Linked DNA regions of Homo sapiens: region 2 is linked to region 1. Evidence: chromatin loops called from intact Hi-C (ENCODE). Cell type or tissue: endothelial cell of umbilical vein. All regions are shown on one strand. Links, peaks and the distances in the headings refer to the core of each region. The heading gives the core; the rest is flanking DNA.

What was found. Hi-C counts contacts between places; a loop is a spot of excess contacts. Peaks named below come from ENCODE experiments on the same cell type or tissue, not always from the same donor. Only the 100,000 strongest peaks of a DNase experiment are listed, where the experiment ranks them.
Region 2: it touches region 1 in a loop (4-fold over the local background); 4 of 110 quality-filtered maps call a loop at or near these places.

Annotation. Positions count from the first base shown.
Region 1 is chr14:59,362,424-59,365,352 of GRCh38, reverse strand. It overlaps DAAM1 (dishevelled associated activator of morphogenesis 1), which reads right to left. Exons shown (of 25, transcript NM_001270520.2): 23 at 1,571-1,702. Among named protein-coding and RNA genes, the nearest start is that of GPR135, 100 kb to the left of the region's middle. In endothelial cell of umbilical vein, for the core only: no CTCF peak of the experiment used is centred there; a DNase peak (open chromatin) is centred at 1,592; H3K27ac peaks cover 2,206 bases.
Region 2 is chr14:59,305,537-59,308,465 of GRCh38, reverse strand. All of the region lies in intron 3 of DAAM1 (dishevelled associated activator of morphogenesis 1), which reads right to left. Among named protein-coding and RNA genes, the nearest start is that of DAAM1, 120 kb to the right of the region's middle. In endothelial cell of umbilical vein, for the core only: no CTCF peak of the experiment used is centred there; DNase peaks (open chromatin) are centred at 1,445 and 2,315; H3K27ac peaks cover 2,500 bases.

The DNA.
Region 1 (2,929 bases), core at 277-2,776:
GCAATAGCCAGTCTACAACTGGATTTCTAAAACATTCAAGTTCACATACTTCAAGCCATCCTGAGTGATCTTTTTATCAAGGAATTCTAGTGATCATGACGTCATGTATATCAAAATCTTAGAAATCTAAAGAAAACCAGGCCCAGATTAAAGTTCCACCCCCTACACACACACACCCCAGTCAGTGTGCAAGGGGAAAATTTACCAGGTCTTTATGTTCTGCTAGAAGATCTTCAACATCAGAGAAGCGCGATGCTGGCTACTGTGATGAACAAGCTGACAACAGCCAGTTCACACACAAAAATGTTTGAGCCCCTTGATGAAGTAGGTGCTATATTGCTCAGGTGGGATATCAGAACAGGGGGAGTCTCTTCCTTTATGAAGCACAAACTCTAAAGTGGTGAGGCATACATAAAACATGGATGGGGGCTTTCACAGTGGAGGTCTGAATGGTGGTTGCTGACATGAGTTGACTGATTTCCACTGTGGGATATCAGAGGTTGGACCTCTGACAGCAGCCATTTGAACATATATTGCCATTTATTTTATAAGGTTAGAAAGAAGGTTTAATGCTGAGATTAGCTAATGCATGTGAACAGCCTACTTTTGAACTTTAACTGGTATGTGTGTACATTTACATAAACAATCATCCATATCTACAACCAAACAGGTGACCAGAGAAAAATAACATCCATTTACAGAAGTTTCGAAACAAAAGACTCAGAGTGTTGTGGCAACTGAGAGATGGGTAGAGTAAAAGAACCAATGGGGTGGGGAAGAGTGTTAATATCATTTATAAAGAATGAGAAGAGGATAGAAAATGAGAGACTGTGTACCTGTCTTGTATATGAATGTGAATGCATTTTGGAAGAGGAAACAACCTGAGATAGAGAGGAGTGAGGTGAAGCTGAGGGAGCTAAGAGGTGGTGGTTATTAACCAACAAAAATTTCTCTTCCAAGGGAACACAAAATGTGAAATAGCAGAAATCATAAAAATAAATGTCTTACTGAAAAAAAAAAAAACCTCTTGTAATGAGACTGTGAATTAAAATGCATCTCTTTTAGCGAGTTCTGCTGGAGATTTATACAGGTAGTATCCTGTCCTCCAAGGCTGTATCTCAGATGAGCATATTACAACATAGAGGTAATTTAGGCACATGGCTTTAGTAACACCTGATTGCACATTTGATGCTGCCCCTGGTTTTCATCATCTACTCTTTTCTGGTTCCCAGAGATAAGTACTTCAAGCCAGTTTCAACCAAGAGAAAACTGTCAAAGTATTTGCTGGTCTTATACCATTCAGAGCCTTCAAGGTCTTGCTAACCTAAAGGCAACATAGGCCAGTCAGACAAAAAGGGTGTGTTCAGATTAATCACAGTCTTGGAAATGAAAATACACCTATGTCATGCAAAACAATGGAATCTGGAAAGTAATTATCTACTACTTTATTTCCTGCACCACGAAGTTTGGATCTCACTCCTGCTATTTCCCGTACAGAATAATAACTGAAAGTATCACACTGAAGCCCAGCCCGGTCAAACAACACTCAGTGCACAAGGGGGAAACTTACCAGGTCTTTAGCTTCTGCTAGAAGGTCTTCAACATCAGAGAAGCTGAAGCTGGCTACTGTGATGAACTGGCTGACAACAGACACAAACTTATCTCCGGGCTGTGGGGGCTGAGACTTCTGATATTCCAGCTCCTTAAACACAGGAAATGAATAATGTCAATGCAGGCTTCAAATACAGACATGAGACACACCTCGTCTCATATTTCACATGCCTTAAATTTAATAAATCAGAATGGCAAACACATCAAAACTTGTTCTAAAACATTTTGTTATACTCTAGTGCCCCTGCCCTTCCTCCCACCATGCCAAAGCCATGCCCATGTGCACACGCATATTTGCAAATAGCAATTTACCAACAATCTAAGTACTTGATCTATGTGATTTCTCTTTCAGGCTTTAGAAAGCAAGCAGATTTGCATTTGGATAAAATTAATAGAAGTTAAACAAATAATGGGGGCAAACTGAATTTTAAGGGTTTGTGAGTGAAAACAAGAGACTCTGCTTGTCAATATTCCATGCTTAGAATTGTGGTGCCTTGATTTTTTTCTTTCCCTCTCAGCCAAGTCTATTTACTTCTTAAACTGTGGGATATGGGTAGTAGAATTTTGGCTGTAGCATTTGGCACCATAATGTACCATTTTTCTCTTGTCCATACCATATTGGTTTTTGTGAACAGGCCTGTAGGGGAATTAGTCTCTTGTTAATTATCCATATTTCCATTATCACAGCAATGAACGCAGATGATTCAAATCTAATGTTAATGGTTAATTTAATCATTGCCAGATGCACATTCTTATTTAAAGTTCACAACATCCCTATGAGTGAGGGATCACTATTCCCATTATACAAACATATAAATTAAGGTTTGGAGGGCTATATTACTTGCCCTGAAGTAGTGCTGACCAGTGACAGAGCCAGAATTTGAACTCAGGCCTGCCTGACTCCAGAGTCTTGGTAATAACTATGTTGTATACCAATTGACTTAAACTGGATTCTCCCTTATTTTCTTGCATTGGCAGAGATCTTCACAAGCAGGAGCGTAGTCATCACAGTTTATCAGTTCTGACTCAGCTCTACCACTGATTTGGTTCTTAACCATGGCATGTTGCTCTGGGCCTCAGTTTATTGATTTTTTTTTTTTTTTTTGTAAGAGGGCAACATCCACATCATCACTACACTCAAATGAAATAACGGAAGTGAAAACTCATCAATTATGGAGCTGGCACTGATTGGAAGAAATTGCCATGATTCCAGTACTTTAGCTTGGAAAGTGAGTGTATCTGTGTTCAGTGTGGGGACGGGAAAGGCATTTGAAAGTGTTTCATTAATGTATAATTTCATAAATATTCATCTTTGATA
Region 2 (2,929 bases), core at 128-2,627, 57 kb after region 1:
TGTTGGCTTTTGTTTGGTCCCTGGGAACTGCATGGAATAAGTTTAATCTCTCCTATGAACAATGACCCAGCAAATATTTAAACAATTTGAATAAAGTGATTATATCCTCCCCAAATCTTCCCTTTTACAAGCCAGAAATTCTCTACTGGCCATATAACACAAGTTTATCTTCCTCAATTCATAAACAAATCTCAAATTTTCTATAAGTTCATCATACCCTCATGTCCATTAATTGCAGGGATAACTTTAACAAACATAACTAAGCTCCTATAAAAGGACTATTTTCACATATTTGTATTAGTCATTCACAGTTCTATACAAACTCTACTGAGAGGGAAGATTTCTATCCAAAATGTCTCTCCAAGAAGAAAAAGAACAAGCTCTCACTCTCCTGATAGTCCTCACAGATAACATTTATGACTTAGAATAAAAGACACGTCATATTAAGTGGAGGGAAACTTGTTTAGTCCTTGCTTTATTAAGTATACATATTTTAACAAAGTTGGCCGTAAACTAAATAGCAAAATGGGTTTTCTCATTATAAGACTGAGGATGCTTCACATCTAAAACATAAATCTAGGTTAACAAAATTGAAACTACATGAATAGGACCTCGACTCGCCAGCTGTCAAGAAATTTGGGGGGACATTTAAGTCCCTTTAGAGCATTGTTTTTTACACCTCCAGATGACTTTTGCTATCTCCACTATTCTCCTGTATAACCATCCGTTCACATATCATAGGAATTTTTTCCATGTATGCATATGAAGCCTGATACCTCCTCTGACCCCCCAGGGCTCTGCTCCTTCCTTTTCTTTGGTTTATGCAGGTAGAAAGACTAGTTGAGCCAATACAAAATGCCACGTTTGCCCAGAGAAAGCCTCTTGCTACCATATCACGTATTCAAAAATAAAATATACTTGAAGATTTCAGATCACGTAGAATCAGTTAGCTCCCTCTTTATCAATTCTCTAAGTTTAAAATTCTGTATTGGTAAAGAATAATTTTTTAAAAGCATGGCATGAATCCATGTCAAATATTTTTTACTAAACTTGCTAATAAATGAGAGAACTAGGAAGATGTTACAACTGGTTCAAAGGAGAACCCAAGGAGTAGACTTATGATTAGCATCATGATGTTTGAAAGAGTTTACAAACAGATGCAAAACTGGCCAAGAGGGCAACAGTCAATTGTATCAGACTCAATTTGCATTTCATGGATAAGAACCATTGGAAGTGCTATCAGGTTTTTAAAAAAATAATTTACAGATTTGTGAAATAAGCTTGAGACAAAAGTAGAGATGACTCTTAAGAGTGCTATAGACAGGATATTTAGTCTATCTGATATTTACTCCATTTCACTATAACTGCAGCTTAGCAAAACAAAAGATGCATGACTAGTACTTCCTGGTTGAAGAAAACACAATCTATAAAGGTATAATGCAGAGGCCACACTGCATGACTAATACTCTGCTCCAGACTCCTCGCATCTAAATTACCTAAATGCCCAGGCTGGCCCAAAGCTCTTGCTCAAGAACACCTACCCCATTCTGACCATTACACCACAATTCTGTGTATTTCTGTTGCCTTGCCTAGGCTGCATGGTATGGTTTCTATCTGTGCATCACTGAGTCTCAAACTTCAGACCACTAAGCTCCTGACCATTCCATTCCACCTCCCTTGGAAGGGAGCACTTGGTCCTCTATCCCCCTCAGGAATTTGTTGGTTAAGTATTTGGGGTATTACTAAGTCTTCCTGCATTATTGATTAAAAAAAAAAAAGCTGTGAACTCAGTGAGGTTAGACCCTCCAGCCAGAAAAGAGGCTATACTCAACTGCTGCTCCCTAACAGTTTGGTTTAGAGCTGGATGCCATGTTAGAGTAACACACAGTCTACTAAATCTCCCAAAGACACGGCAGCATTTTAAAATCTAAATACTTGTGTAGACAGCCAAACTCTGTGATAGCATTAATACTATGCTGCTAAACATAAGGCTTCTCAAGGGCAGGATAGGAGCAGAATTGTTTTCACTAAGCTCATATCTACAATGCTGAATGGAATCTAAAAAGGCATTTGCTTTCCTTCTCATTCCTTTACTCATCTAACAAATATTTATTGAATTCTATTATATAATGAGCTAAGCACTATTCTGGGTGTTGGAATACATGAATAAAAGAACAAAGTTCCCTGCTCTCCTTGTGAGTGATCCCTGAGACAGACTTAGCAGTTCCTAGACTTACACATTTCTGAACTTTAGAGTTGAGAGGTTCTGAGAAGATTCCAAGTTTACTCCAACAATAGGTTCTAAGTCTTTGCAAGTATAGCTACAAAAAAGTATGCCTATTTAAATACTTCACTCTCTCTGGTCATCATGTTAAAAAAAAAACAACAGTCAAGTGTTCATTAACTCTCCTGCCTTTTAACTAAGCCCTGGTTTTTATCAATGGATCTCTAACTTCAAAGTAAAGATACAGTGCAAGCATTCCTGAACTCCCCTGGGAAAAAATCCTTTGAGACATTTCCTTGAGAGCACAAAATGTCACATTAATATTTTCCATATATCACAAACTTTATTTACACTGGTAAAAATCAGAGTTTCTGAATGGCCTGAATGAAATAGCACATAGCTATTATTTATGTCCTCCCCAAAATCACACACCCAGAAAAGCAAGAAAAGCAAGAAAAGAGTGCCACTTTACAGAGACCTAGTCACCCTGTGGGGAAGAGCAGCAAAGAGAAGAGCAACAATATCACCGCATTTCTGTAAGGGTTCAGGAGCCCTCTGCTCCAACACCCTCTTCTTTCCTGAACAAGCCTCAGCTGACTTTACAAGGAGTTGGGGGGTGGTTAGAGGGGATGTGGGGGAATACATTTTATGTGCACCTGGTATATCTGAGAAAGCAGCCACAACACTTAGCTAGAACTAAGAACT